2 separate regions of the Homo sapiens genome follow, and region 1 is linked to region 2. Evidence: read pairs that join two places in POLR2A ChIA-PET (ENCODE). Cell type or tissue: PC-9. All regions are shown on one strand. Each heading gives the region's core, and the rest is flanking DNA. Links, peaks and the distances in the headings are about the cores only. Region 1 holds the start of OSMR (oncostatin M receptor). Region 2 overlaps EGFLAM (EGF like, fibronectin type III and laminin G domains).

Region 1 (15,967 bases), core at 6,674-10,673, 430 kb after region 2:
AAATTAGCCAGGCGTGGTGGCGGTCGTCTGTAGTCCCAGCTACTAGGGAGGCTGAGGCAGGAGAATGGTGTGAACCCGGGAGGCGGAGCTTACAGTGAGCCGAGATCGCGCCACTGCACTCCAGCCTGGGTGACACAGTGAGATGCCGTCTCAAAAAAAAAAAAAAAAAAAGGTTGAAGATTGGATGGCATTTTTAAGGGGAAAAGTAAACCATGTGTAGCATGTCGTAGCATTGGGAAATAAAGGTTTCGGGACTGTTGTAGCCGAAGAAACTTTGTCGGACAGGGCGTTTCTGGATAGAACGCGAGTAGGGGAAAAATGGGGACCGTTTGATTCGGTTCAAACACGTTTTCGTTGCTCTGGACGCCAAATGGAAACACGGCCAAAATTTAGTTAAAGGACTTCTCTTGCCTGAAGATTTTCGGACGGGGATCTCACGGGTTTGGCCTCTGGGTTGGGATGACAAGTGCCCCTGTGGGATACACAGCCCCAGGCCTCATCGGTCACTCGGCTTACCTCTGGTTCCGCCGGCTGGCCCGTGCGTCCTTGGCCGGGGCAGGAGCAGCGCTGCGCGCGGGGCACGGAGCCTCGGCCGCCGAGTTTTCGGTTTCCAAGTTTCCTTCCCAGGCCTCTCCCACTTCCTCTTCTCACCAGTGCCCGCCCGCCCGCAAAGTCCGGGTTGTGAGGCTGCGCCTCCCCCAGGATCGCGGCCGCCTCCCCCCGGGACTGAAGGGAGGGAATTCCTGTGGGTCCCAGGAGTGCCAAGAGTGCGCAGCAAGACGGGAAATTGCAAAAGACCTCACCCCTCTGCCCTCCCCCGCGGTTTTCCAGTAACTCCCGCCCCTCCGCGCTTGCCCCGCAGCTGATTCATAGCCCCGGCCCGGGCCGCCTCTGCACGTCCGCCCCGGAGCCCGCACCCGCGCCCCACGCGCCGCCGAGGACTCGGCCCGGCTCGTGGAGCCCTTCGCCCGCGGCGTGAGTACCCCCGACCCGCCCGTCCCCGCTCTGCTCGCGCCCTGCCGCTGCGCCGCCCTCGGTGGCTTTTCCGACGGGCGAGCCCCGTGCTGTGCGGGAAAGAATCCGACAACTTCGCAGCCCATCCCGGCTGGACGCGACCGGGAGTGCAGCAGCCCGTTCCCCTCCTCGGTGCCGCCTCTGCCCAGCGTTTGCTTGGCTGGGCTACCACCTGCGCTCGGACGGCGCTCGGAGGGTCCTCGCCCCCGGCCTGCCTACCTGGTGGGTGAAAACTAAATGATTCATTCCTTACAGGCCGCACAGTGCCGAGTCGCCCATTTCTCAGACTGTTTGAAATTCACCATCCCAGCGCCTTTTTCTCAAATGATGGTGGAATGTTTGTTGAGTGGAAAATTCCCACTTGAATCCCTCTTTCCTCTCTCCCAACACATCGTGTGGAGGAGTTCATTGCTTCCCCTACCTCTCCTCTCGTAACCCTTGACTCCCACCTGAGAGAGCCATTTTTCTGGGAATCCGTGTATCTCTCCCACCTGGTCCCTAGCGTAGAAGCGGGAGGAGCTCAAGCACAGGTGGAGAGAGGAATCCCCGGGCGACTCTGCAATAGCGTCCGTCCGGGGCGCTTACCTTCTTCTCCAGCCACTTGAGTGGAAGTGGCCCTCTACATTCTGGAAACCTAGGCACGGAGGGGTTCAGTAACTTGTCCAAGGCCATATGGCTAGCTGTGAGGGCACTGAAATCCGAGCCCGGCTCTCGCAGGCCAGGGCTTTACCCCTGACACCGCGATTCCTTTCTCGATAGTTCTTCATCTGCCCTTCATCCACCTACCCATGCATGCCTGCATCCGTCCATCCATCCTGCCTGCCTTGCTGCGGGAGGCACAGTGCTAGGTGCTGCTGATGGAGTGGCTTGGTAACAGACCTGCCTTGAAAACACTTTGGGAACAAGATATTCAAGAGAAGTAAATGGAAGGGTCTATGAAGGCAGAGAAGATAGAATTGAATGTAGGATACTTAGTTTGAGCTAGAAGGAATTCTGATGGAGGAGAAAGAAATTTTTAGGTTTTATTCCCAAGATTAAAACTGACTTTGGAACATGGGTCAAACTACTTATCACCTCTTAGTTTCCTTGTCTGCAAATAATAATGGTTCATACTTACTGTGAACCAGCCCCTATTCTAAGCACTTGACATATGCTAGCTCATTTAAGCTTCACGGGTGAGGCGGGTACTAGTTTTTTATTATATTTTATTGAGGAAACTGAGGCCCAAAGAGGTTTTGTAACTTTTCTAGGGTTACACAGCTAGCAGGTGACAGTATCAGGATTTGGGTTTGGAGTCTGCTCATGATCACCGTGCTGTAGCTCAAACTCTAAGACTGGGTGGGGTGTTTCATTATGGTCTTGCTTTGTCTCTCTCCTGGGCTGCTTTAAAATGCACTCAGAGCCCTTGATGTCCCCAAACTCCGCTGTGTCTGAGAATCATTTCTTGAGCTTTCAAAGCATCAAACTCCAAACACAGCCTTCTATTCAGAATCTTCAGGAAATACTCAGTTTGTTTTCCCCGTAGCATTTGTTCAGTGCCTCCAGTGGCAGGAAGCTCACCACCTCACATTTTATTGTAGGAAGAGCTAGTTCTCTGCTGTAAATTGCCTCCTTGTGACTTACATCTTGGTCCCAGTTCCCGTTTGTCCCAGCAGGTGTGGCTAAGCCTTTTGTATCAAAGGTGGCTTTGAGAGAAAAAGGCTGGTCTTGGGTGTTTCTTCCGCAGGGACCCGAGCCGCATTGGGGAGAACACATAAACACTGGTTCTTTCCCCCTCTACCCTTTTCTTTAACCTGAACAGACCAGGAACACATGCAGAGGTGTTCCTGGATCTCTCATGTTTTTGTAACCCTTTTGTCCTGAGGACAAAACCGAATCAGGAGAACTGTTACGGTTTTCAAAGGGGAATCAGTGGTACTGTATTTAACAAGAAGAAGGTGTGTATTTTCCTTGTGGGAAAGGACTGGGGCATTCATTGGCTGCAGTAGAAGAGAATCTTAGTGAGTGTGGTCTTGCTCACTTACAGGAACTGTGAGCCTTGGCCCTCCTTTCGCTGGGGGAGAAAATCCTTCTTGATTGCTTAAAAAATGTGTAAAATGGGGGGAAAAAAACCCAAACCAAAACAAATAGAATATCATGGCCTTGCTGGAGAAATCCCCTCCTCCAAGCAGGCTTCTTTGTAGCTACATGAAGAGAGAATTTCTTTTCCAACAGCTGTGTTGGTGGCTTCATAGCCTTCCTTCCCTCCTCATTTTAGTTGTACTGGTCGCTCTGCATTTGTGCACTCCACGTTGTATTCTATTTTTGTGTTTTAAAAATAATACAAATAATAACAACTCATTCTCACTCAATATAGAAGTGAAGTGAAATGTAGACGTGCCATCACCATCCTCCCTCCTCCCACTCAGAAGAGGGAAGGTTAAGTTTGATAATACCATTCTAAGGCTTGTTTTTCTTTTCTATAGTTTTACATAATACATACATATACATATGTTTTAAATATGCAAATTATCTTACTATACTTATTGTACAGCTTGCTTTTTCACTTTCCAAGTCTTAGAGATCTTTCCATTGTCTCTAGATACCTCTTTTGTTAATGGCTACGTGTTATTCTTTTTGTGTGTGTGTGAGATGGTCTCACTCTGTCACACAGGCAGAAGTGCAGTGTCATGATCATGGCTCACTGCAGCCTCGACCTTCTGGGCTCAAGTGATCCTCCCACCTCAGCCTCCTGAGAAGCTGGAACTACAGGCACATGACACCACACCTGACTTTTTTTTTTTTGTATTTTTTGTAAAGATTGGGTCTCTCCATGATGCCCAGACTGGTCTTGAACTCCTGGGTTCAAGCAGTCCACCTGCCTTGGCCTCCCACAGTGCTAGGATTACAGGCGTGAGCCACTGCGCCCGGCCAGCTACATGTTATCCTAAAGTAGAAATAGAATGTAATTTATCCATCCTTTCCTATATTGATGGACATTCAGCATTAGCAACGTTGCTTCAGAGCAGATCACACATTCATCTTCCTGCTCAAGTGTGAGTATTTCTGTGGAAGAGAATCTGAGGAGAGGTATTCCTGTGTCAAAGGGTTTGCCCCTTTTTCCACTTGATAGATACGAAGTGGAAGGTAACGATGTAACTTAATATTTTTGTAAAGTTTTAGACAGCTGATCCAATAGCATTTATTTAATAATTCATCTTTTTTCCAACTCATTTGAAATTCTGTTTTTATCATTAAATAAATTCCTGTTTGTAAAAGGGTCTGTGTCAGGATTCTATTCTGTTTCATTGATCTTTTTTTTTGTTTGTTTTTCCCTAAACCAATATTACTCTGAGTTAACTACTGTAGCTTTATAGTGTTTTTGAAAATCTTGTGGTATATATTTGTGCTTTTTAAAACAACTTTTTTTATAAATCACATACATTTTCTCTTTACAAATAGCCTGTCAAGTTTAATAAAATCCTATTTTTAATTAAGATTTTATTGAGTTTATAATTGTTAGCAATTTTTAATGCTTTAATGTCCACTTTGGTATGAGCTCCAAGCTTTAAGGAAACTGTGTCATGTGAACTTTGGTTAATGACTTATCTGATTTCAAATATTGGCTACACATCAGATTAACTGGGTCAGTTTGGATAAATTACTTGTCAACTTTCTTATCCTTAATTTCCTCCTCTGTGAATGGGAATAATAATATAATCCTTTTCTTAGCGCTGTTGTGAGGATTCAATTAATAAATGCATGTACGTCACTTAGCAAAGCACCTTGTAGAGAGTTAGTATCTTATACATGCTAGCTGGGATCTTTTTCATATTTATATCCTACTCATGGTTTTGCAGAGTGCCCTATTGGTAATAGGAACCAGTAAATATTTCCTTTATTTATTGGTAGTATCCTAAGAGACAAAAATATATCATATATTTTAAATATAGTAGTGTTTCTCAAACTTGAATGTGCATATGAATCACCTGAGGATATTATTTAAATGCAGATTCAAGAGGTCTAAGGTCTGGCCTGAGATTTTGCATTTCTGACAAGCTACCAGGTGATGTCAATACTGCTGGTCCTTTGTCCACATTTGGGTGTACAGTCTTGTACAACTATTTAAATTTATGCTGCTAGTGATAGTACTTCCTATTTGTAATGAATATGATTGAAAGCATTTTTAAATTGATTTCTTTTAAAATTACATGCTAAAGAACTAAATTATAGTTGTTTTCCTTTCTTCCTTCTTCTCTCCCTCTCTTCCTTTATTTTTGTTAAAAGAAAGAGGGTTGGTGAGATCGCTAAATAGAATACCTAGCTCTGTTCTTAGATCTAGAGTCATTGAGGCAATTAACTATCTGGATTATTTTAAACTGTTGACTTAAGATGAAGACAGTCATATAAAATATATGCAGCCTGAATATGACATTTAATGTCAACTAAAGAAAAGCACAATTGTAAGTGGCTTCTGCAAATAGAAAAATGTAAGACATAAAGAACACTTGGAAAAATGTAAGACAAAATAATTCTCAGAAAAGAGTGATTGAGGTTTCATTGTTCATGTGTAATGCCAGCTTTTGAGAAGATGTGCATCAACAGAAGTTACGCTTTCTTGTGAGTAAATTTTTCATACACCGTGGTATTTCTTGGTCACCTCTTTCTACTTTCAATCTCCCTAATGGGGGATTTTGAGCAAATTTACTTCATATATATACTTCAGTGTGTCTGTCTGTCAGCCGGGGATGGTAGTATGATTTTTCTACTCAGGACACTGGTTACTTTTTGCATTTGGAAATAGATCATTAAAGTATCTACACTCTCTCAGAACCTAAGAGGTTACATTTTCTGTACAGAAAAACACGGCATCCTCCCAGGCTGATCCAGTAGGTAAAAACTGCCAACCTTTTTCAAGTCTGTTCAATACCATGGGTTGGACTGGAAACACAAACACTGTCAACTAGTTTAATCATGTTGGGATATATGGTTTCAAGTGTGGAAATAAGGAAATTGCCACTTGCACAAGACTGAGCTTAATATGTTTAAAACATGCACACACACACGTTTTAAGGAATGCTTTATGTTGCAGAACTGTATAACTTAAAGTGAGTTATCTATAATTTCTCTTATTCTGCCCACCTCCCTCCCTCCATCTCAGCTCTAAATTTATAACTTAGTAAGTGGGTGTGTCTTTGGGGCTGGTTTGGATCCCTCAAGTAGAAGAGAGCAAGCCAGAAACACATGTGCAAGAGATTTACTGGGGGAAGGACTTGTAAGGGGAAAGGGAGTAACTGTAGGCACAGAGCCTTCAGACCCAGTGCAGGTGTGATGCCTGTGGAAGGAGATGGGGAGGAAGGAAGGTGGGAAGGAGTTGCTTCCAGCTGCAGCCATTGGGTGGGAGCAGCCTGGGGTGTGTGAATCTTCCACAGATCTGAAGGGGCAGTGTCTGAAGGCTGTCAGTCATCTACGCTCTCTTGAAGGGAGCACTGAGGGGCACAGCTGCACACTGCCACAGTTCTCTTTCAGAGATGTTCTTAGGTATATACTGTTTTGAAACTGACTTATTCACTGATGTGGTTTGGCTGTGTCCCCACCCAAATCTCATCTTGAACTGTAGCTCCCATAATTCCCTCATGTTGTGGGAGGAACCCAGTACGAGATAACGGAATCATGGGGGCAGTTTCCCCCATACTGTTCTCGTGGTAGAGAATAAGTCTCACGAGATCTGATGGTTTTATAAGGGGAAACCACTTTCACTTGGCTCTCATTCTTCTCTTGTCTGCCACCATGTGAAATGTGCCTTTCTCCTTCCACCATGACTGTGAGGCCTCCCCAACCACGTGGAACTGTGAGTCCATTAAACCTCTTTCTTTTGTAAATCACCCAGTCTCTGGTATGTCTTTATCAGCAGTGTGAAAACAAACTAATACATTCACTCAATATTTTAGAATATTTTTCCATGTCAGTGCATGGATCTAGTTCATTCTTTTTAACAGTTGCATGTTGTTCCTTTGTAGAAATGCACCATAATTATTTTTCTGTTCTTTTTGAAAGGCTCTTGGATTTTTATTTTTTCCCTCATGTACACAGTGCTATAACAGTCTTTAAACACATTTGCGTACAACATGTGCAATACTCTGTCTATCATCTGTAGGGCAAAATTTCAGCAATAGAATTACAGAATGATTTCTGGATCAAGAGAAATACACATAGAATTTTAGTAGATGTGGTCAAATGGACCTCTGTAAGGTTGTATGCTTTGATCATTAGTGAGTCACAATGCTTATTTCTGTAAACTCTTACCAATGTGAGGTATTAAGACCTTTTTAAACGTTACCAATTGGATACTACATAGACATACACAGACATACACACACACACAATTGTCTTTAATTCTTAGTGATCTTGCCAAGTTTTTTGTAGGGAAGGGTGATATTTGTATTTCCCTCTTTTCATGAATTATGTATTCATGTTTTTCTACAGAGTTGTATGCCTGTTTTTACTTATTTCTAAGAACTCTTTGTATATGAGGGATAGCTCTTTGTGATACATATTGAAACTATTGTTTTCATTTTTTTTTTTTTTTTTTTTTTTTTTTTTTGAGACGGAGTCTCACTCTTTCGCCCAAGCTGGACTGCAGTGGCGCTATCCTGGCTCACTGCAAGCTCCGCCTCTTGGGTTCATGCCATTCTCCTGCCTCAGCCTCCCGAGTAGCTGGGATTACAGGCGCCCACCACCACGCCCGGCTAATTTTTTGTATTTTTTAGTAGAGACGGGGTTTCACCGTGTTAGCCAGGATGGTCTCGATCTCCTGACCTCGTGATCCGCCCGCCTCGGCCTCCCAAAGTGCTGGGATTACAGGCGTGAGCCACCGCGCCCGGCCCTATTGTTTTCATTTAAAGCACTAAAATGTTTCAATGTTTGTTAATCAGTATAGCTATCTTTATCATTCTTCACCCTCCCCCTACATCCTTATCTTTTTTGCTTATGAGTTTTATATCATGCCTAACAGATTATAAAACTATTTACCTATGATTTAATCTAGTACTTTTAATGGTTTTATTCCTTGCATTGATATCTTTGTTCATCTGGAATTTATTTTGCTGAAGGAAATGAGGCAATAGACTTAATGATAAAATTAACATTAACTGGGTTTGCTGTATGTAGGTTCTCATAAGCCCATTTAATCCTCATGCCAATGCTATAAGGTAGGTTATTTTATTCTTCTCCTTCTACAGAAAAGGACATTGAAACCTAGAGGGGTTAAATCACTTGTCATTGGCCATATGGTTTTTAAGTACCAAAGTAGGAATTTGACCCTAAGCATTTTATGTCAGAGTCCATGGTACTTAATTATTAATATTACAGCTTCCTTTTCCCACAAGTCTGCGTGCTATTGTTCCAGTACCATTTTGGGGAATGATTTCTGTGATCTCAAAAGTGATTTAAAATATCACCTTTAGCATATGTACATATTTTTTGGATTCAGAATACCCTTGGATTCCAGTTTTTCATTTTTTTATTTGGCTTCATTTACCTTTTAGAGACTCAGCTTTAATCCTAGCTGATGTCACAAATTGCAGAAATCTTGAACTGAATGTTGCGTTTTTAAAAAATCAGTTATTCATCAGCTAATTCAATTTTATAAATCAGGATTTACCTTATAACACTGGTGGAAACACTTAACCATTATCCAGTGGACAGGTTCAAGAGGTGGGGTGTGGGGGACGGACATGAAAGGAGAAATACTCAAAGCTTCCCATGGCTGTAGCTTCTGACTGTGGAGCCTTGAGGAGGAAGGGAATTGGAGTGAACACTTGTAAGTAATCAACCCTATGCTGTAAGGCAGAGGCCTCTTCAAAGGGGCTCTCAAATATATAACTGGCAGTACTCTTAAAAAAAAAAAAAAGATAACCGAGCCTGAGAATCATGCAGAACCCGCAAGAAGTAGCATTCAACTCTTTGTACTGCTGCACAGGACTCTTTCATAAATGCATACACCCAGGCATGAGACCTCCAAGAAAGGGCTTCTTCCTTTAAAATGGCATTTGCATAAGACATCATCAGGTCACCCAGCCAGTTTTGAAGTTTGTCAACACACCCACATTCTTGGGACGTGAATGACTCTTATCACGCTGCTTCTCATGGGCATTATTTGTGGTGAGGAAACTTCCCAGGAATATTTCAGTAATGACAGAACAAGAAGTGTGGTGAGGAAGGGCAGACTGAAATCCATTTAAAAAGTTGTGTTTTATTACGCATGTGATATTTTTCTGAGGGATTTTCATAAGCATCTTTACTGAGAATGAGATTTTGCAAAGAGACAAGATTTGATTAAGAAGTTCTACAAAATCAATGGGTAATTTTTCTTTCCTTCTTTTGCCCTGCAGAGAAGGAAAGTCAATGCAAGATTTATAAATTAGGCAATATTTGACAATAGTAAAAGTAGAAAGGCCTGAACAGATATCTATTTTCATTAAAAAAAGATTGAAAGCAAAGAAGAGAGAATGTGAGAAAATTAGTACCCATTTTTATTCATTTATCAAATACTTACTGAGTAGCAACTGTCTTCTGGGACTGACAGACAATGGGGAATAAGATCCAGGCCTGCCTGCAAGTGGCTTATAGTCTAGTTGGGAATAATGGAGACCTGAAAAAGAGAGAGAAATGAAGAACAGATTTGGGGAAAGGACCAAGTAGTGGGGATGAAGTAGGAAGTATTTTTTCCCTTTCTAAATTCTGCTGCTTCACACTTCCCTGACTTCCTTTTCTCACTGGAAGTTGGAAGTAGCAGTGCTCCTCACTGACAGTAGTCGAGAGAGAAAGCCGGCCGGGTGGATGAGAGAGCTGGCTGCCTTTCTTGTGCCAGAAGCAGAGCTGCAGAGGAGACACCACCAAGGTTGTCCCGGCCAGAGCAGCAGTGAGACTGTGTCGGGGCTGCAGGGGCTGTGCAGATTGCTCACCCCCACCACACAGCCCTCACCCTTGAGGCAAGCTAGGAAAGCCTGGCCCAATCTTGGATTTTCACTTGATCTGCAGGAGGGGCCACAGTAGAGGGTGTGGAGCAGCCCAGAGCTTCGTGCGCTGACCTCCTAGCTTTTCTGTCTGTACTTCTGGTTTGGTGATGGTCTAGTCTTATGGGTTTAAGTACTATGTGTAAGCACTGAGGATGCCTGAATGTATATGCCTAGCCAGGACCACTCCCAGACCTTCAAACTGTGTATCCGGCTAGCTGCCTGACATCTTTTCTTGGAGATGAAATAAGCATCTTGAACTTAACATGTGGCAAATTGAACTATTGATACAGACCACCAGGTGTGTTACTCCCACACTCCTCTGCTCCTCCATAAACAGTAATTCCATTCTTCGAGGGGCTCTGGTCAAAACTGTTGTAGCCATCCATGATGTGTCACTTTGTCACCACCCCTGTCCTGTCAGCTCTATCTTTTAAATCATTCTCAAATTCCACCACTGCTCACTGCTTCCACGGCTGTCACCTGCTCTGAGACCCTCATCATTCTTCCCTGGACCATTGCACTAACCCCCCCAACCCCCACTGCCACCGCCACACCCCCCCACCTGTTGTCCCTCACTTCACTGTTGTCCCTCACTTCACTGTTGTCCCTTCAATCTCTCATCCTTGCAGGCTTCTGTTCAATGTAAACCAGACCACGTTACTCCTCTGCTTAAAATCTACAGTGGCTCCCATCTGGCCCAGAGCAGAAGCCCAGTTTCTTCCCATATTTTGCCTGCTCTGTTCTGCCTGTCTGCATGCCCTCTAGATGTCTTCTCTGGCTCTCACCAGCTTGCTTGTTCACTCCTCTCTAGTCACACCTGGCTCCTCCTCGTTCCCTAAATCCTCCAAGCAGCCCCCAACCTCAGGGTCTTTGCAGAGTTTTCTCCCTCACCTCTGGGCTTTTCGTTGTGTTAGTCAGGGTCCCATCCATCAGGAAACAGTTGGCACACTTGGAATAGGACAACTTGAGGAGAATTTATTTACAAGGTATAGAACTGAGGACTTCTTGGGTCTTGGAAGCAGCTAACTTGGAATCATTGGTGTCTGTGTTTTTTCATACTGCATCAGCCATGAGGAAGCCTGTTCCTATGGCATTTATCAAAGAGGCTCCACAGTGTCTCTGGAATGTTCTGCCAGGTGTTGATTCCTGTTCTGCACGTTTTGATATACTTTATTGATTTTAGCAGAAGGTTTTTGGGCAGTAGCTAGGACTCATCTTCCCTCTGTCTGTGGTCCTCAGGTGGCCTGGGGCCTGAAACACAGGGGGTGGCCTTGTCCAGTCCCACTGCTGGAAATAATAATCACTTTGCTCATGTGTAGGCAGTGACTACTGTGTCCTGCTTGCCCCTGCCCAACATGTGTGAACTGATGACAGAAGAAAACAGGGAATCTGAGCACAAAAGCTAACCTTCTAGGATTCATAGCCTGACATATGTGAGAGACAGTATAAAGGGCAGGAATTCCAGATAAGACCATCTTGTGATCTTTTATTTTTGGTTTTAGAGATAGGCTCTGACACCCAGGCTGGAATGTAGTGGTGTGATCATGGCTCACTGCACCCTTGAACTCCCAGAAACAAGGGATCCACCTGACTCAGCCTCCCTTGAAACTGGGACTAGGGGCACGTGCCACCATGCCCAGGTAATCTTAATTTTTATTTGTAGAGATGGATCTTGCTATGTTGCCCAGTCTGGTCTGGAACTCCTGGCCTCAAGTGATCCTCCAGCCTCGGCCTCCCAAAATGCTGGGATTATAAGCATGAGCCATCATGCCTGGCCCAGACAAGACTATCTTGATGATTCTCAAAGGCTCTTCTTTGGTACCCAAACCATAGAAATACATCTTTTGTAAATACTCATGTCTTTCCATTGTGTTGCTTGACAGCTTTTATTCTCTAATTTCTGCTTACCCTTAAATGGCAAGTGGCTTCTAATTTTTAGTCTTAAGTTTTTCTGCCCTATAACCTTAATTTTTTGTGACATGTAAAATACTCGATATTCTAGGAAAACATCAAAATTTTAGAAACATTTTAAGTAGTCCTTTTTAAAAAACATTTGGCAACATGCACATCATTCTCTGAATCATCTGCTTTTAAATTTATGAGATGAGATTTCCTTTCAGTGGTGAACACCTTGCATTCCTCAAATGATATGAATGTGAAGAGGATGATATACTAAGCCCACAGAATATAAGGGATATTTTAAATTTCAAAGTGAGTGTCATTTTGGAGGATTTTTCTTTGACTTCCCCTTGCTTATGACTAGAAACTATTTCCTCTAGAATTAGTTTTCCCCCGGCTTTAATATTCAGTTGTAATACAAACTCATTTGAAATTTTATTTAAAATTGACACATAATAATTATACATAATTATGGGGTACAGTTGTGATGTTTCAGTGTATGTATACATTGTATACTGATCAAAGTAATTAGCATATTCAAAACTTTACACATTTATCATTTCTTTCTGATAACATTTAAAACTCTCTCTTCTAGCTATCTTTTTATTTTTATTTTTTTCTTGAGATGGAGTCTCGCTGTGTCGCCTAGGCTGGAGTGCAATGGTGCCATCTCAGCTTACTGTAATCGCCGCCTCCTAGGTTCAAGCAATTCTCCTGCTTCAGCCTCCCGAGTAGCTGGGACTATGGAGGCGTGCCACCATGCCTGGCTAATTTTTGTGTTTTTAGTAGAGATGGGGTTTTACCATGTTGGCCAGGCTGGTCTCAAACTCCTGACCTCAGGTGATCCTCCCACCTCAGCCTCCCAAAATGCTGGGATTACAGGCGTGAGCCACCATGCCCAGCCTCTTCCAGCTATCTTTTAGAAAATTGTATATATAATAATTGTACATAATTTAGGGGGTATATGTGATATTTTGGTACATGCATAAAATGCGTAGTAATTAAATCAGGGTCTTTTAGGATATCTATCACCTGAAACATTTATCATTTCTTTGTGTTGGAGAAATTTTTTCCTCCAGCAATTTTGAAATACACAATATGTTGTTGTTAGCTATAATCACCCTGTGGTGCTGTAGAACACTAGCCCTTGTTCCTCCAATCTAACTGCATGTTTGTGCCTGTTGACTGCCCCCTTCCTAACCCTTTTCAGCCTCAGGTAACCATCATTCTATCTTCTATTTCCATGAGATCCACTTTTTTTTTTTTTTTTAGCTCCCACATATGAGTGAGAATATGTGATATTTTTCTTTCTGTGCCTGGCTTATTTCACTTAACATAATGACCTTGAGTTCTATCCATGTTGCTGCAAATGACAGGATTTCATTCCTTTTTATAGCTGAATTGTATTCCACTGTGTATATATACCACATTTTCTGTATCACTTGTCTGGTGTACAACACAGTTTAATTCCATATCTTTGCTATTGTGAATAGCGCTGCAACAAACATGGGGGTGCAGGGATCCCTTTTATATACTTATTTCTTTTCCTTTGAATAAATACCTAATAGTGGGATTGCTAGATTATATGGTAGTTCTATTTTTAGTTTTTTGAGAGACCTCCATACTGTTTTCTATAATGGCTCTTCTAATTTACATTCCCAGCAACAGTGTATGAGTTCCCTTTTCTCTGCATCATTGCCAGCATTTGTTATTTTTGCCTTTTTGATACTAGCCATTCTAACTGGGGTAAGATGACACCTCACTGTGGTTTTGATTTGCATTTCCTTGATGATTATTGATGTTGGGCATTTTTGCCATATACCTGTGGGCCATTTGTATGTCTTCTTTTGATAAGTCTATTTGGAACATATGTCCACTTTTTAATGGAATTTTTGTTGTTATTGTTGAGTTGAGTTCCTTGCATATTCTGGATATTAGTTCCTAGTCAGATGAATGGTTTGCAAATATTTGCTCTCATTCTGCGGGTTTTCTCTTCACTCCGTTGATTGTTTCCTTTGCTGTGGAGAAACTTTTTAGTTTGGTATAGTTCTGTTTATCTGTGTTTGTTTTTGTTTCCTGTGCTTTTGAAGTCTTAGTGATAAAATTGTTGCCTTGACCAATGTTCAGAAGCGTTTCTGCTATGTTTTTTTCTAGTATTTTTATAGTTTAGGCATTATGTTTAAGTGTATAATCCATTTGGAGTTTATTTTTGTCTATGATGAGAAATAGGAATCTAGTTTCATTCTACTGCATTGGTATCCAGTTTTCCCAGCACCATTTTTCGAAGAGTATGTCCTTTCCCCAATATATGTTCTTGGAACCTTGGTTGAAAATCATTTGGCTGTAAAAATGTGAATTTATTTCTGGGTTCTCTAATCTCATAAATTGGTGTATGTGTCTGTTTTTATACCAATATCATGCTGTTTGGGTTACTGTAGTTTTGTAGTATATTTTGAAGGCAGGTGTTGTGAGGTCTCAGCTTTGTTCTTTTTGCTTAGGATTGCTTTGGCTATTTGAGATCTTTTGTGGTTTCATATGAATTTTAGAATTGTTTTTCCTGTGTCTATGAAAAATGTCATTGATGTTTTGATAGGGATTGCATTGAATCTGTAGATTGCTTTGGGTGATATGGTCATTTTAACAATATTATTTCTTCCAATTTATGAGAATGTATTTGTTTGTGTTTTCTCCAGTTTCTTTCATTAGTGTTTTGTAGTTTTCCTTCAACATCTTTCACCTCCATGGTTCAATTTATTTTTAGGTTTTTTGGTGTAGTTATTGTAAATGGGATTGCTTTCTTGATATCTTTTTCAATCAGTTTGTTCTTAGTGTATAGAAACACTACTAGTTTTTCTATGTTGATTTTGTATTCTAAAACTTTACTGAATTCATTTATCAGTTCTAAGAAGTTTTTGTGGAGTCTAGGTTTTTATATATACAAGATCATGACATCTGTAAATGGGGACACTTTTTCTTTCTCAATTTGGATGCCTTTTATTTTTCTCTTGCCTGATTGCTTTAGCTAAGACTTCCAGTACTATGTTGAATATGAGTTGTAAAATTGGGCATCCTTTTCTCATTCCAATTCTGAGAGAATAAATTTTGCTTTTCACCATTCAGTATGATGTTAGCTGTGGGTCTGTCATATGTGGCCTTTATTATGTTAAGGGTCATTTCTTCTATGCCTAGTTTGTTGAGAGTTTTTATCATGAAGGAATGTTGAATTTTATCAAATGCCTTTTCTGCATCTATTGAGATGAACATATGGTTTTTGTCTTTCATTTTTTTGATGTAACGTATCACATTTATTGATTTGCATAGGTTGAACCATCCCTGCATCCCGGGGATAAATCCCACTTGATCATGGTGTATTATCTTTTTGATGTGTTGTTGGATTCTATTTGCCTAGTATTTTATTGAGGATTTTTGATTCCATGTTCATCAGGGATATTGGCCTATATTTTTCTTTTTTTGTGTGTCCTTGTCTGGCTTTGGTATCAGGGTAATGTGAGCCTTGTAGAATTAGTTAGAGAGAATTTCCTCTCCTTTAATTTTTTTTGAATACTTTGAGAATTGGTGTTAGTTCTTAGTAAGTTTGGTAGAATTAAGCAGTAATTTTTTCTTTTGAGATGGAGTCTCGCTGTTGTCGCCCAGGCTGGAGTGCAATGGCACAATCTTGGCTCACTGCAACCTCCGCCTCCTGGGTTCAAGTGATTCTACTGCCTCAGCCCCCTGAGTAGCCTCCTGAGTAGGTGCCTGCTAACATGCTTGGCTAACTTTTGTATTTTTAGTAGAGATGGGGTTTCACCATGTTGGCCAGGCTAGTCTCGAACTCCTGACTTCAGGTGATCTGCCCACCTCAGCCTCCCAAAGTGCTGGGATTACAGGCGTGATTAGGACATTTTTTATGTCCTTGACTAATTCATAGACCCAATGGTCCTTCAGGAGCTATTTTTCCAAAGAAAATTTCCAAAGTTTCTCCTGTTATTGAATTCTAGTTTTATTCTGTTGTGGTTTGAGGAAACACTTGATATGATTTTGGTTTTTATTTTTAT
Region 2 (13,611 bases), core at 270-4,269:
TTACTGGACAAAGCAACAAGCGATCCAGCCCTTTTACCTTACCTCACCCAGTCCAGTGGAAGAACCAACACAGTAATGTAAGAAGAGCTTTCATACACTCTCTGTTTCTTAAAGAAGTGGTCACATTCTAATTTGTGATCGCTGTGCCAAACATCTTCTCATATGCTCTCTCATTTACTTTCACACTAACGCTAAGAGGTAGAAGTTATTATCATGCCCATTTTACAGATGAGGAAACTGGGGCTTGCAGAAGTTAAATAACTTATTGAAAGTAGCAGGCAGAGCTAGGCTTATTTTTAAAGCAATAAGGACATTTATTCTATCACTGAAGGCAGCAGGTAGATAATTCCCAGGTTGGTTAATTCAGGGACTGTCTACTAGAGCTGCCATAACAAAATACTGCAGACTGGGCAAGTTAAACATCAGAAATTAATTTTCTCACAGTTCTGGAGGCTGGAAGTCCCAGATCAAGGTGCCAGCCAATTTGGTTCCTGGAGAGGCCTCTCTCCTTGGCTTGCAGATGGCCACCTTCTCGCTGTGTGCTCGTGGGATCTTTCCTCCATGTGTGCACACCCCTGGTATGTCTGTATGTCCAAATATCATCCTATAAGGACACCAATCGGACTGGATTAGGTCCCCACTCTTATGACCTCAATTAACCTTAAATACCTCCTTAAAGATACTATCTCCAAATACAGGGAATTAGGACTTCAACTGTGAATTTTGGGGGAAAAGCTGTTCAGTTCATAACAGGGTCTCTATGATATCAGGACTCTGGGTCGATATCCCTATGATACTCTCCTTTTCACTCACTACTCTAAGCGTCACATCCTCATGACTTTGTCCTTGGCAAGAAATGGCAAGTCTCCTCCTTGAATCTCTTTTCCCTCCATCTCTAAGATGCTATTTTGAAAGAATGCACAGTGAACAGCATAGTCTCACTGCCTAGATTCTACCGTTAACATTTTGCTGCATTTTCTTGACCACATATCAATTCATCCCTTTCTCCATTCCTCAGTCAGAGGTAGGATTCGATCCTCATGACTCCTAGAACAGTTTTTTGTTTTGTTTGTTTTTCTTGTAGCTAATATTATTAGTTGAGCACCTACTTTAAGTAGGCACCATTCTAAATTACTTTGATCTTTCCAAGGTTATTGTGAAGTAGGTGCTATCATTAGCCTTACTTTACAGATAAGAACCAATGGGGCTGGGCACAGTGCTCATGCCTGTAATCTCAGCACTTTGGGAGGCTGAGGCAGGCAGATCACGTGAGGTCAGGAGTTGGAGACCAGCCTGGCCAACATGGTGAAACTCTGTCTCTACTAAAATACAAAAATTAGCCGGGCTTAGTGGCACACCCATGTAATCCCAGCTACCCAGAAGACTGAGGCAGGAGAATTGCTTGAACCTGGGAGGCAGAGGTTGCAGTGAGCCAGGATTGTGCCACTGCACTCCAGCTTGGACAACAGAGTGAGACTGTCTTAAAAAACAAAAAACAAAAAACAAAACAAAACAAAACAAAAAACCAATGGTACAGAACAGTTAAGTAACTTGCCCAAGGTCACACAGCTAGTAAGTGGTAGAGTCTAATGTGACCTCAGCCATTCTGGCACAAGTGACTACCCTCTTACCAAAATCAGCTACATCAATGGCTACCAAATTGTTTCCCTCCACCTTGTTCACTCCTATAGGTGATGCCATTGTTATAACTATAAAAGATGAAGTTTACTTAACAAAAATAGTTTACCATCCATTGATTACTTGGTCAAAGTAAACAGTAAGCAGCAATGACTGAAACAATTATTAAAGCTGTCACTATGGTAGGACAATGTCTCCAAAATCCATCTTCTTTCTGTGATGATTCAGAACATAAGAACCAGCCATTCCATCAGGAGTCACATGCCTTGCTTATGAGCCTGGACTCTGAAGGCAGATTGCCTGGATTTGAAAAATTTTTGCAACTCAGTCTCCCCATCTAGAAATAGTAGCTGCCTCATAAGATTATTTTGTTTAAATGAGTTGTGGTGTGTAAAAAGCACTTAGAATAGGGCTTTGCACATCGCAAACATTTCGTAAATGTTTCCTGTTATTAATATTGTTATTCATATTCTAACCCTCCCATCAAATCAGCTATAATCTGTTTCTTCAGGGGAACAGCCCTGAATAAACCTGGTAGTCCTGAAATGGCATGGCAACCTCTGACAGGTAGTTCAGAGGTTGTAAAGTTGGGCAAGAACTGATTTCTGCCAGCTTTGTTAATTCTGACACAGTGCGATACCCACTTTTCCAGCAGGTGGCACCAAAAGGACCTCTCTTGTGGGCTTCAGCTCCCTGGATACAGCTATTGGATTACTGTATAGACTTCCCTCTGTGAATATTAATGGCATGTGTCAGCCATGTTGGTGTTTTACATTTCTTCGCATTTCATTTCCCCCGGGGTTATAAGAGTGGGGCTGATTATCCTTCCTCAGCTTCCATGTTTGCTGTCCTTTGGGTTAGTCCTCCTGAAATTCAAGTTTTTGTAAGTCAAACGCAGCCTCACCAGGGAGGTCATGGTTCTCCATCTGATATCTCTAACTTGTCATTGCCATCTTCAACTGTGACTTTTTCTCTGCCTTCCCACTAAACCCGTTTTTATTCCCCAGAGGGGCTTGCATTACTCAGTTCCTTCCACTTCATATCCTGTCTTTCGTTAGACTGTTCCCAGCTCCTGTGCTCTCTGCAAGTCACATTCTAGAATAGTTGGTCAGAAATCTCAGCAAATTTTGCATTCTCTGGTCCAGCTCTTGATTATTTCCATTCAGATTCTCAAACCTATATTTCCACCACTCATTTATGCCAATCCCATCTTGGATATCCCCACTCTGCTGGAGCAGTCACAGAGCCACTTCCCAGGGTATTTGAGATTCAGGGGGTCTGCGGTGACCATGGGTCTCACTATGGCTTACGAGCTCTTTTCCTCATTTCACTCAATAAATACTTCACTGAGCACCTGCTTAGTGCTTGTCACAGTGCTGGGTGCTGGAGATCAAGTAATGAACAAGACAGGATCCAGCTCAGTCCTCATATAGTTGCCATGTGGAGAGACCAAATTAATATAGTAATCACACAGTGAAGGTGAAGTTACACCTGGGGTAAGTGTTATGGAGGAGAAGTGGTGCTGCAGTGGTGATGTTTAATAGGGAGGTTGTAGGGTCTGGGGGCCAGGGAAAGAGTTTCTCAGAAGAGGAAGTTAATATGAAGCAAGAGTAGGAGTGAAAATGTGGAGAAGGGAAAGAAGGACATTCCAGGCAGAGGGAAGGGCTTGTTCCAGGGGAAGAGGAAGGGGGAGATGGGTGCCATGATCTAGTTTGTGATTTGAGAAGATCTTCTGACAGCTCATTAGACGGGGCTTTCAGGGATACATGTAGACCAGCTGAGGTCTATTGCAGTAGGTCACATGACAAATAACGGTGTGATCCAGGTGGTGGTGGTGGTAGAAACAGAGACGGATCTGACAGATCATTAGGGGAAAAATAGGTGGGCCTCGGTTACGGACTAGGGGTTGGGGACAGGGAAGTTTCTCCTTGTTCATGGTCTCTTTAAGGAACTCCACCCCATGATGTTCCACATTCTTTCCCCTCCTTAGGAGTCTTATTTCTCTTCTACCTCTCGCTTTCTTATCTAGCAGAAACCTACACAACAACTGGCCTATGGTAGGCGCTGGTGAAAGTGACTTTACATATTGATAATGAGGTCTGTGTATACATGACCTTGCCACACCCACCTCTCCTCCCCATCACTCTTGAGTTAAGAGTTTTCCCCCTAAAATGAACCTATTCAGCTACACTCTGCACTCACCCTTCCTGGCTGCCCTGGGCCCTCGCCGCCAGGTTCTCTCTTCTCAGTAGCCCAGGGATTCTTAACCTTTTTGGCACTGCAGCCCCCTTTGGTGGTCTGGGGAAGCCCATGGACCTCTTCTCATAATGATGTTCTTAAATGGAGAAAAATAATATATGTAATATTATAAGGGGAAACAATTATATTGAAACCCAGCTCTATCACATATTTTTAAAGTTTTGCTTTTACAATAATATATGTGCTCCTTTATAAAGCATATTAAGAACAGAATTATTTAATGGTGGGTGAAATAACTCCCATGACTTCAAAGTAGCAACAAGTATGAATGATACTTCAAAAAATGTGCAATAAATGGAAGGTGACAACAGCTGTGAGGTCTATTGGTCACAACTCACAAGAACTACTAACACTAGAAGTATCTTGCCTGTATTGAAAGTTGATGGAAATACATACCCAGCTCCAGGCAGAGGCTAGGGAAGATACAGATGCAATATATTTTCCTTCTCGGTTCACAGAGCCCCTGCTGTGGCTTACTCACCCATGCTCAGGTTCTCTCCAGCTCACACAGGTGCCATGCCTTGTGTGACCTTGTACCCACACTGGTTTGGAAACTCTGGGAACCTCTCTCCTTTCTTTCAAGGCCTGATACCAGCACTGGGTATTTCCACAGTCACCTTAGACTTAAATCCAACCAAAGCAACCTCTCCCTTTGCTTTGCAGAAGCCAGGTCCTGTTCACAGCCACTCTCATTTCTTCCCTCCTGCACCATTATTTTAGTCTTTCAAGCTACAAACCTTGAGATTGTGCTGGAGGAGTGTTCTTGCCTTTCAGCCTCTAGAATGAATCTCTCATTTCTTACTTCCTTGGATGTCTGATCCTTCACAGTCTCTCCATTTTCTTTGTGGCCATCCTGTTCACTCCCTATAGGAGTTTTTTCATCTCCTCCACTCCTATCACTCACCAGTCTGTTTTGCATGCCATTCCCAGAGTAATCTTGTTGAAATGCTGCTTTCACCAAGTCAGCAACTCCATCTGGCTTTCATGACCTCCCCTCCCCTACCCCCACCTCTTAAAAAATGGTTAAAATGCATAAGACTTGTAATGTAATCCTTTTCTGTACATCTAAAATAACATACAAGGATCCCGCTTCTTCCTGTGGATCCAGCCAAGCTCTGGGAAGGAATCACAACCCACAGAAATTGGCGGGGCTCAGGGACCTTTGAGAGTTTGGCTCTTTAAGATCAAAGTCAGCCAGCATCTCTGTGGAGGCTGTGAATGCTGGGGGTGACATTCTTAGGGCTGTGGCTGGAGACCACTGGTCATGTCTGCCTGAACATTCAGTAGCCACCAGCTGGAATTCACAGAGGCTAGCCACCCCCAGCTGGGGAGGCAAGCCATCTGCACGGGCTTTAATCAAATTCTGTTAGCAGTCCCTGAAGTCAGTCTCCTCTCCTGGGTCTAACCTGGGTGCCTGGCCTTTACCCCTCCTCCCAGTGAGTCTTTATGAAAAGACTGGACCAATTCAAGGAGGGAAGGGTGAGAGATTCATCCTGCCGAGATGACACACTCAGGCCAAGGAGGGCTCCTGCCCTCACAGGGTGGGCTACCAGCTCATGCAGAGGGCAGCCTTGAAGACTGGGAGAGAGCACAGCTGGACCCTTCACTTCCAGAGGCACGCCCTTCTACCTCCACCCCCAGAAAAAGTGTTTTGTACTCCCTCATGTGGTTCTGGGCCAGATGGTGGTCCATCTGTCTAACTGATTTCTTACACACAAAGAGAAAACACAAAGAAGCAGAAGAAAAACAGCCCATGAAAAGTCCATTTGTTTTCCTCTGATGACCTGCACTTGAAAATGACAAAGGATACCCTTTCTGGATCTCTCTGATCTGTTTGGTGAAGAGAACTCACTCATCAGATGTTGAGCCTTTCAGCCTTCTTACCACAGGCCACCTTTCTGTCCCTCATCAGGGTGTAACTTTGGAAGTAGAAATAGGGATTCTGAAACCCATGTGCCAATGTATTATGGGGCCCTCCCTCCCTGCTCCCTACCCCAGACAGAGAAGTTGACAATCCAGGTGAGTTAATCAGCTTAGACGTGGCTGGGTAACTCCTTCTGTGCCTACCTTGCTTGTCTCAACTTTGAACCAACAAGGCAGCAGCACTTAAGCTAATTGGGGTCATGCAATTTAGAATGCTTTTAACATAAACACCCTGTTGACATTGGAGGGATTGAAATATGCTCTGTTGGGAGCAAGAGAGAGATGAATTAAAGCAGAAACAGCTTAGTCATCCCAGTTAGTGGTCATAAAATTGCCCAGAAATGTATTATTTGATTTATTGTGTCCATCATGTTTTTTAAAGTCTCTATGGCTCTTCATACAGGACAAACCAAAATCAAATTAAAATGAAGAGCAGGTTCCACTTATCCTGAAAGCCCATTTGCAGTTGTGCAGAGCTGCAAATCAACAGGAGTAAGAACTGAAATGTATTTATTCAGAACCATGAGCTGCTGGTGGGGTCAGCGCCACTGTGTTGGACTGGCACACATGGAGGATTGGCTTTGTAATTCCCATTCTGTATTTAGGGGAATGCAGCAGTGGAATCTGTGATGAGGCCTCGTGCATCCATGGTGGCACCTGCACAGCAATCAAAGCCGACTCCTACATTTGCCTCTGTCCCCTTGGGTTTAAAGGTCGACACTGTGAAGATGGTGAGAAAGAAGCAAGTTGAAGGCGGTTTCTATCTGCATGTTAATTTGTGTAGATGTACTTTATCATCAATATAGTTTCTTTGTTAATTTGTTTGTTTGTTTTTGAGACAAAGGCTCCCTCTCTTACCCAGGCCGGAGTGCAGTGGCGCATCTCGGCTCACTGCAACCTCTGCCTCCCGGGTTCAAGTGATTCTCTTCTGCCTCAGCTCCCGAGTAGCTGGAACTACAGGCGCCCAGCTAATTTTTGTATTTTTAGTAGAGATGGGATTTCACCATGTTGCCCAGGCTGCTCTCAAACTCTTGACCTCAAGTGATCCACCCGCCTCGGCCTCCCAAAGTGCTGGGATTACAGGCGTGAGCCACCACGCCAGGCCTCATCAATGTACTTTTAACAAATCTAACAAAGCCCCATACATTTTTATGGGATCAACATTGCTTTGTTGGGAGAGATGGGGGAAACTTTTTAAACAAGGTTGGAGTGTCTCTGAGTGCCAAAATTTGTTTGGTAATGAGAACTCACTCATCTGATGTTGAGCCTTTCAGCACTTCTTACTGCAGGGCACCTCCGTCCCTCAGCCAAACATATGTTCATTTCAAGATGCTAAGAATCAGTGGGCTCCTCTTGGCCCTTGAATAACTTTTAAAAAGCCTGTATTGGTATGGTTTGTATCAGACTGAATTCAAAGCCTTTAAAGCTCAGGCTCATGCTCTTTAGAATTTCTGTCAATTTCTGATAAAAGATTGGGAAGATGAGGCCAGGCGCAGTGGCTCACGCCTATAATCCCAGCACTCTGGGAGGCCGAGGTGGGCGGATCACGAGGCCAACGTGGTGAAACTCCGTTTCTACTAAAAATACAAAAATTAGCTGGGTGTGGTGGTGCACAGCTGTAATCCCAGCTACTCGGGAGGCTGAGGCAGGAGAATTGCTTGAACCCAGGAGGCGGAGGTTGCAGTGAGCCGAGATAGCACCACTGTACTCCAATCTGGGTGACAGAGCGAGACTCCATCTTGGGAAAAAAAAAAAAGATAGGGAAGGTAGACACAGAAACGTTAACAATGTGATGGGACAAAAGTAACCTTTTTTTGTACTGTTCTACTAAATTATGCCACATTTTAATACTGTATATACAGAGAGTATGTAAATATATATACATGCACACACATGTGTATATAAACATGGAAACACATGCACACAAATACACATATGTGCGCTCACACAGGCAAATAATAACAGAAAATTTCAAAGATTTTGGAAAATCATGGAGGGTTCCAAAAGTGATTTTGGAAAATCATTTTTGCAGAATTCTGAAATTAAAATAAAAAGAAAATAAAACTGAGGCTAAGATCACAAAACTAGTCAAATTCTTCCCTAATTCAGATTTGGACCTAAGATACCATATTGGGGAAAACTTTTGTGATCTCAAATCTCATGTCACCTAAAAGAGGGCATGTGAGTCAGGGTAAGCCAATGCTGTTACATACCAGCTCATATTTCAGTAGCCTTACATAATCAAGGCTGGTTCTTGCTCATATTACAAAATCACTGCAGGTCAAAGATGGTGGTGAGAGAGGGGGTTCTGCTCCACACAGTTATACAGGGACACAGTTTCCTTCCATCTAATGGCTCTTCTAGGGCCTTAGAGTCCTCCACTGATACTTGCATCCTGCCAGCACGTGAGAGGAGAGAAAGAGCATGGAGGATGGAGGGAAGTTTTAGGGGCCAGACTTAGGGTGCTCTATGATTCTTCCACCCATGTTCTACTGGCCAGAATTCAGTCACACCACCAACCTAACTGCAGGGCTGCTGGGAATTGTAGTTTAGGTCTGTACCCAGGAGGGAAAGAACACAGCTATGGGTGCACATCTGGCCAGTTTCTGCCACAGAGGGATTTCTAACACCATGCTTGTTTTTTCAGCTTTCACCTTGACCATTCCTCAGTTCAGAGAGTCTCTGAGATCTTACGCTGCAACTCCCTGGCCACTGGAGCCCCAGCATTACCTTTCCTTCATGGAATTTGAGATCACATTTCGGCCAGACTCAGGAGATGGTGTCCTCCTGTACAGCTATGACACAGGCAGCAAAGACTTCCTGTCCATCAACTTGGCAGGGGGCCACGTGGAGTTCCGCTTTGACTGTGGCTCTGGGACCGGTGTCCTCAGGTGAGGGCTGAAAACTTCTGGGACTCTTTCCCTTAAAAAGGCAAATAGTAACTGCTTCAGAAAAAAACCAAATCGCCATTCAACAGCTCACACTCATCCTGTCTTCTCTACATGCTTATCTTCTGAAACTTGTCCTGACTTGTCCTGCTTCAGGCAGATGACAGGCTTCCTATAGAGAGTGCTCTCCTGCCCACAAGGCTTCCTTTTCTCAAATAACTACCCAACAGGTAGCAATTGTATGCTTCAAACTATGGAAAATGGACTTGCTTCAGGTGGAGGTAAACTGCCTCCATTTCCACCTAAAGTTATGTCATGTCATCCGCAGAAACTTGATGAACTGTAACTAGTCAGCATCTCATACAGAGCATCACATGATGGGCACCCAGCAAATACATGTCAACTAGTAAAAAAGTATTAACAAATATTTTTGAACAAAAATATCCTTGATGACCTCACTCTAAATATTCACTTTCCTCTTGAACTATTTCTTTAATGGAAATTGACAGTGAATCATCAGCAATGCAGAGACCCGTTCCCTAAGCAATATGCTCAAGAAAGATGTGTGATGAGTGGTTTCAATAGCATAGCAGGAAATGGGTGCTTCTGCAGTACTTGCTGGTATTTGCAGAATTGGTGTAAGTAGTCAAAACTTTCCTACTGTTATCTAGTTTGTACTATTAAATTACTTAGCAGGTCGATTGTTCCTTGGAGCCTGTAGTTGGTAGATGCAGACGCTTTTATTTGTTTATGTCTCCCATCTTTTTATTGTGTTGATGGTAGTTTTAACCTTCAAGCCAGAGGGGCCACTAATCGCATGCAGACATGCTTCTTGTTCCTACATTTGTCTAATTCGTCTTTTTTGAAACTCACTAGGATGTTTTGCTCCATGGTGCCCTGTAACAGGGTATCAGTTAGTCTGTTGTTTCAAAGAATATTGCAAACTGTTTTCAATCTTTATCCATATTGCTAGACTGTCATGTTTAAAAAGAGTATGTAGGTGAGATGCTACAACCATGCATTGCCCTTAACTACTGATCATTTTTCCTGGCTGATAGAAAATGCTCACTGCATTAGGTTTTAACAGTTCTTAAAAAGGATGGTTTGTTTTTGTCCTTGTGGCTGAATTCCTGCACATCAGTGACACCTTCCCCTCTAGGGGAACGGACAAATATTGTTGTACCTCTGGTTATGCAAAAACATCCTATATTTCAAGACAACTTTGGTGGGGATTTAATTGATTCAATTTACATATGATTATGCAAAATAGCCTAAGCAATTCACTTAGAACTGTATGTCAAGTTGACAAAGGAAGACACCTTGAATATCACCTTGCACTTTTAAATGGTTTTCTTCCTGGATAGGGAATGACCAGAAAGATCCAGGAGAGGTTCTGGGCTCATCAGCCCTCCTCCTGGACAGACTACCCCCTCCACACTGCCTCTCTGCAGTGGCAGCTCCAGCTGTGGGGTCACAAGCACATGGAACCCTTAGAAGTCCAGCATTTCTCTCTTTCATAACTCTGTGCTTATTTTTGACACGAGGTGCTTTTAATTTTTTTTTGTAAATTTACTAAGTTATTGTTTCACTGCCTGTCAGCAAAGGCAACTGGAAAAAGAATTTTTAAGAATTAGGTGATGAAAATGAGGCAAGAGTTTCTGAGGGACAAACCACCATCTGCCCCCTTATCCTATCCCCTCCTGAGCGTAAGCTAACAACAGTGATTACTCTTGGTGTTTCAGATGCCCCATTGGAAGCTGTTTATTTTGAAAACCATTTCAAAGACTTCTTGCTCAATTAAGACAATGCAGTGAAAACTCAAACTACAGGAAGTTGTGGAATTGGCCAGATCATTTTAACTTTAGGAATAGGATAAGATGGGCAAATTCATTATGAACTTGATTAAAAAATCACGACAATTGGAATGAGTTCTTGATGGCTGTGATCGATAAAAGGATGTTGAGGAAGGTGGCATATTGACAGCAAATGACCTCTGCAGTACAAAAACATGAAATGGCTCTGTTATGGAGATAGACCACTTAAAAAGGGCTGCTTATTTCTTTATTGCATATTGATTTAGCCAAGGTGATTAAATTCTAATTGCTAAGAACAGATCACAAAATCATTTGCCAAAGCAAAAATCAAGTGAGGGGGTGGTGACCTTTCAATAATTGTGCCCATTGGTATTCCTCATGGTTTTCTAAAGATGATCCAGGACCACAAGATAATTGGGAAGTTCAGCGAGGGCCAGGAACTAGACATTGCTAGAAATACAAATGCAATAATGAGTCTCTTTCTGCACACCTCACTATAAAACGTAATGAGTAAAACTTGCATAAATATCATTAAACTTTAAGCACTTCCACTTTGAATGAATAATTGAACTTTTAATGTAATTTTAATCATTTTTACAATATCAGAAAATATGGAATCTATTTCCCTCCCAATATTTTATTATGAAAAATTTCAAACATATAGAAAAATTGGAAGAATTGTACAGTAAGCATCCTGATACCGAGCACCTATAGTCTGTAATTAACGTTTTGCTATATTTGCCTCATCACATATCTAGCCATTATTATATCTGTCCATCCATCCTTCTTAATTTTTAAAAAAAAATTTTAATGACCAAAACAAAGTATCTAAAACTGCAGCTTCTCAAAGAACCACTTGTTCTTGCCCATCTGTTCCTCTCTTCAAACTTGACCTTGGCCTCCCATTGGGCCTTGTGGTTAAGAGCAGGGTCTCTGAAGACATCTTTATTGATAACAGTTTTGTCCAAGGGGATATCCGGTGGCTGTAGGGGCAATCTGACGTGCCATCATCAATGTTCTTCACGATGACAGCTTTGCGTCGGAGTAGCATCTGGCCAGGACCACCACCAGTTTCCCAGGTTTCAGGAACTTGCCCTTTTCAACAGCAACCACTCAGGCCTATAGCAGAAAGGTCCTTCTTATTTTTTATGCGTTTCAAAGTATGTTACAGACATTGGTATGCCAAATAATTTGTTTTTTACATCATAGCTCTTACAATTTTTCTCTTCTTCCAAGCTTGTGTGCAATTATGACCATATTTTATCTTCATGCCACCTCTCATCTAGAAAACCCATTTCACCAGACTCACTGAACCCCATTTCAGGCTCATTGTAAGGAATAAATAAAACAATAAATGCAATGTTCCTACTGTATGAAGGCATCCAATAAATAGTAGGTAATCCTGCTGTTGTTACTAAGCAGTAATTAGTGTTTTCTTTTTACTGAATGGATTGGTGTGCCTAAGGTTAGCATTAGTTTCCTCATGGCTAGATTGACAAAAATGATCCATAACATGCTAACCCATGCTTGGTTTCCTTCTATGTTCATCAGGGTTCTCCAGGGAAACAGAACCAATAGGCTATAAATAGACATGTAGAGAGATTTATCATGAGGCATTGGCTTGCATGATTATGGAGGCTGAGAAGTCCCCTGGCCTGCCATCTGCAAGCTGGCAGCCCAGGAAATTTAGTGGTGTATTTCCAGTCCAAGCCTGAAGGCCTGAGAACCAGAGAGCCCATGATGTCCGTTCCAGTCCAAGTCAAAGGCCCAAGTACCAGGAAGCTGATGATGTAAGTCTTGGTCCAAGTCTGAAGACCAAAGAACCAGGAGCACTGATGTTCAAGGCTAGAGAAGGTGGATGTCCCAACTCAAGAAGAGAGAGCACTTCCCCCCTCCTCTTCCTTTTTGTTCAGTTCAGAGCCTCCGCAGATTCCATGATGCCTGCCCAGGTTGGTGAGGGCAGATCTTTACTAAGTTTACTGATTCAGATGCTCATCTCTACCAGAAACACACTCACAGACACACCCAGAAATAATGTTGTACCAGCTATCTGGGCATTCCTTATCCTAATCAACTCGATACATAAAAATAATATCACATCTTCCTTCCACAGGAGTGAAGATCCCCTCACCCTGGGCAACTGGCACGAGCTTCGTGTATCTCGCACAGCAAAGAATGGAATCTTACAGGTGGATAAGCAGAAGATAGTGGAGGGAATGGCAGAGGTAAGAACAGTACACCTTTTCTCTTGATGGTTAGTGTGAGCCAGATTACTGTTTTCTGCCTGTCTTGGTAGAAAAGCAGCAGAGTGTTCTGGTTAACTACATGGACTTCAGTGCCTGTGTGGAAATCCCAGCTCCCCACTGGGCAAATTACTTAACTTTTCTATTGCTTAGCTACAAATGGGGATAATAATAGTATGGGCCTCATAGAGTTGTGAGGATTAAATGAGTTGATACCCAATACATTTAGCACTTACAAAATTGCCTTTCACCTCTTCGCCTCCCAACTCCACCTTTGTTCTTATCAGCTACAGCAAGTAGTAGGTAAGAACATGGACTCTGGGGTAGGGCCTGTGGTGCATGGGGGAGGCCTGACAAGAACAGGCTGTAAGTCCAGACTCCTGGGGCTCAAAATCTGGCTCAATTACTTACCAGTGGTGTGAGCTCATACTGGTTACTTGACCTACCAAGATTGTTCTTGTCTCAGCATTATCCTCTTATCAATGGGGATAATGGTGATGATAATAGTGCCTACTTCACAGAGTTGTTGTGAGAATTAAAAGAATTGTACATGTAAAACACAACAGTACCTGATGCCAGGTCAGCACTAAATAGCTTTACATAGTAGCAGTAGTGGTGGTGGTGGTCGTGGTGAATAGTGTATGGTTATGGACTCAAGAGGATAGGATTTCTACTTAAGTTTATAACTTTCCTCCATGATTTTAATTCCAAGGTTATGTTCAAAGAAAAATAACATTTTTAAGAGGAAGTCAGGGAGATTTGCTTTAAACTATAGCCTGCTAGGATTCTGCGAACACACACACAATTTATAGTTCCTTAAAAATAGAGGGGACTTTAGATTTGCCA

The links. Peaks named below come from ENCODE experiments on the same cell type or tissue, not always from the same donor. Only the 100,000 strongest peaks of a DNase experiment are listed, where the experiment ranks them.
Region 1: POLR2A ChIA-PET joins it to region 2 with 7 read pairs; 3 of 35 experiments call an interaction of 5 or more read pairs at or near these places.

Annotation. Positions count from the first base shown.
Region 1 is chr5:38,845,152-38,861,118 of GRCh38, forward strand. It overlaps OSMR (oncostatin M receptor), which reads left to right and starts at 861. Exons shown (of 18, transcript NM_003999.3): 1 at 861-1,236. OSMR-DT (OSMR divergent transcript) reads right to left here and starts at 678. Exons shown (of 4, transcript NR_109951.1): 1 at 517-678. In PC-9, for the core only: no CTCF peak of the experiment used is centred there; a DNase peak (open chromatin) is centred at 9,110; H3K4me3 peaks cover 1,115 bases; H3K27ac peaks cover 2,496 bases.
Region 2 is chr5:38,418,542-38,432,152 of GRCh38, forward strand. It overlaps EGFLAM (EGF like, fibronectin type III and laminin G domains), which reads left to right. Exons shown (of 22, transcript NM_152403.4): 13 at 6,426-6,551; 14 at 8,468-8,711; 15 at 12,636-12,747. It overlaps EGFLAM-AS1 (EGFLAM antisense RNA 1), which reads right to left and starts at 8,835. Exons shown (of 2, transcript NR_046737.1): 1 at 8,551-8,835; 2 at 6,314-6,540. It also overlaps the pseudogene LOC124901186. RefSeq lists an enhancer at 8,057-9,256. In PC-9, for the core only: CTCF peaks have their summits at 2,306 (motif pointing right) and 2,509; no DNase peak of the experiment used is centred there; H3K27me3 peaks cover 10 bases.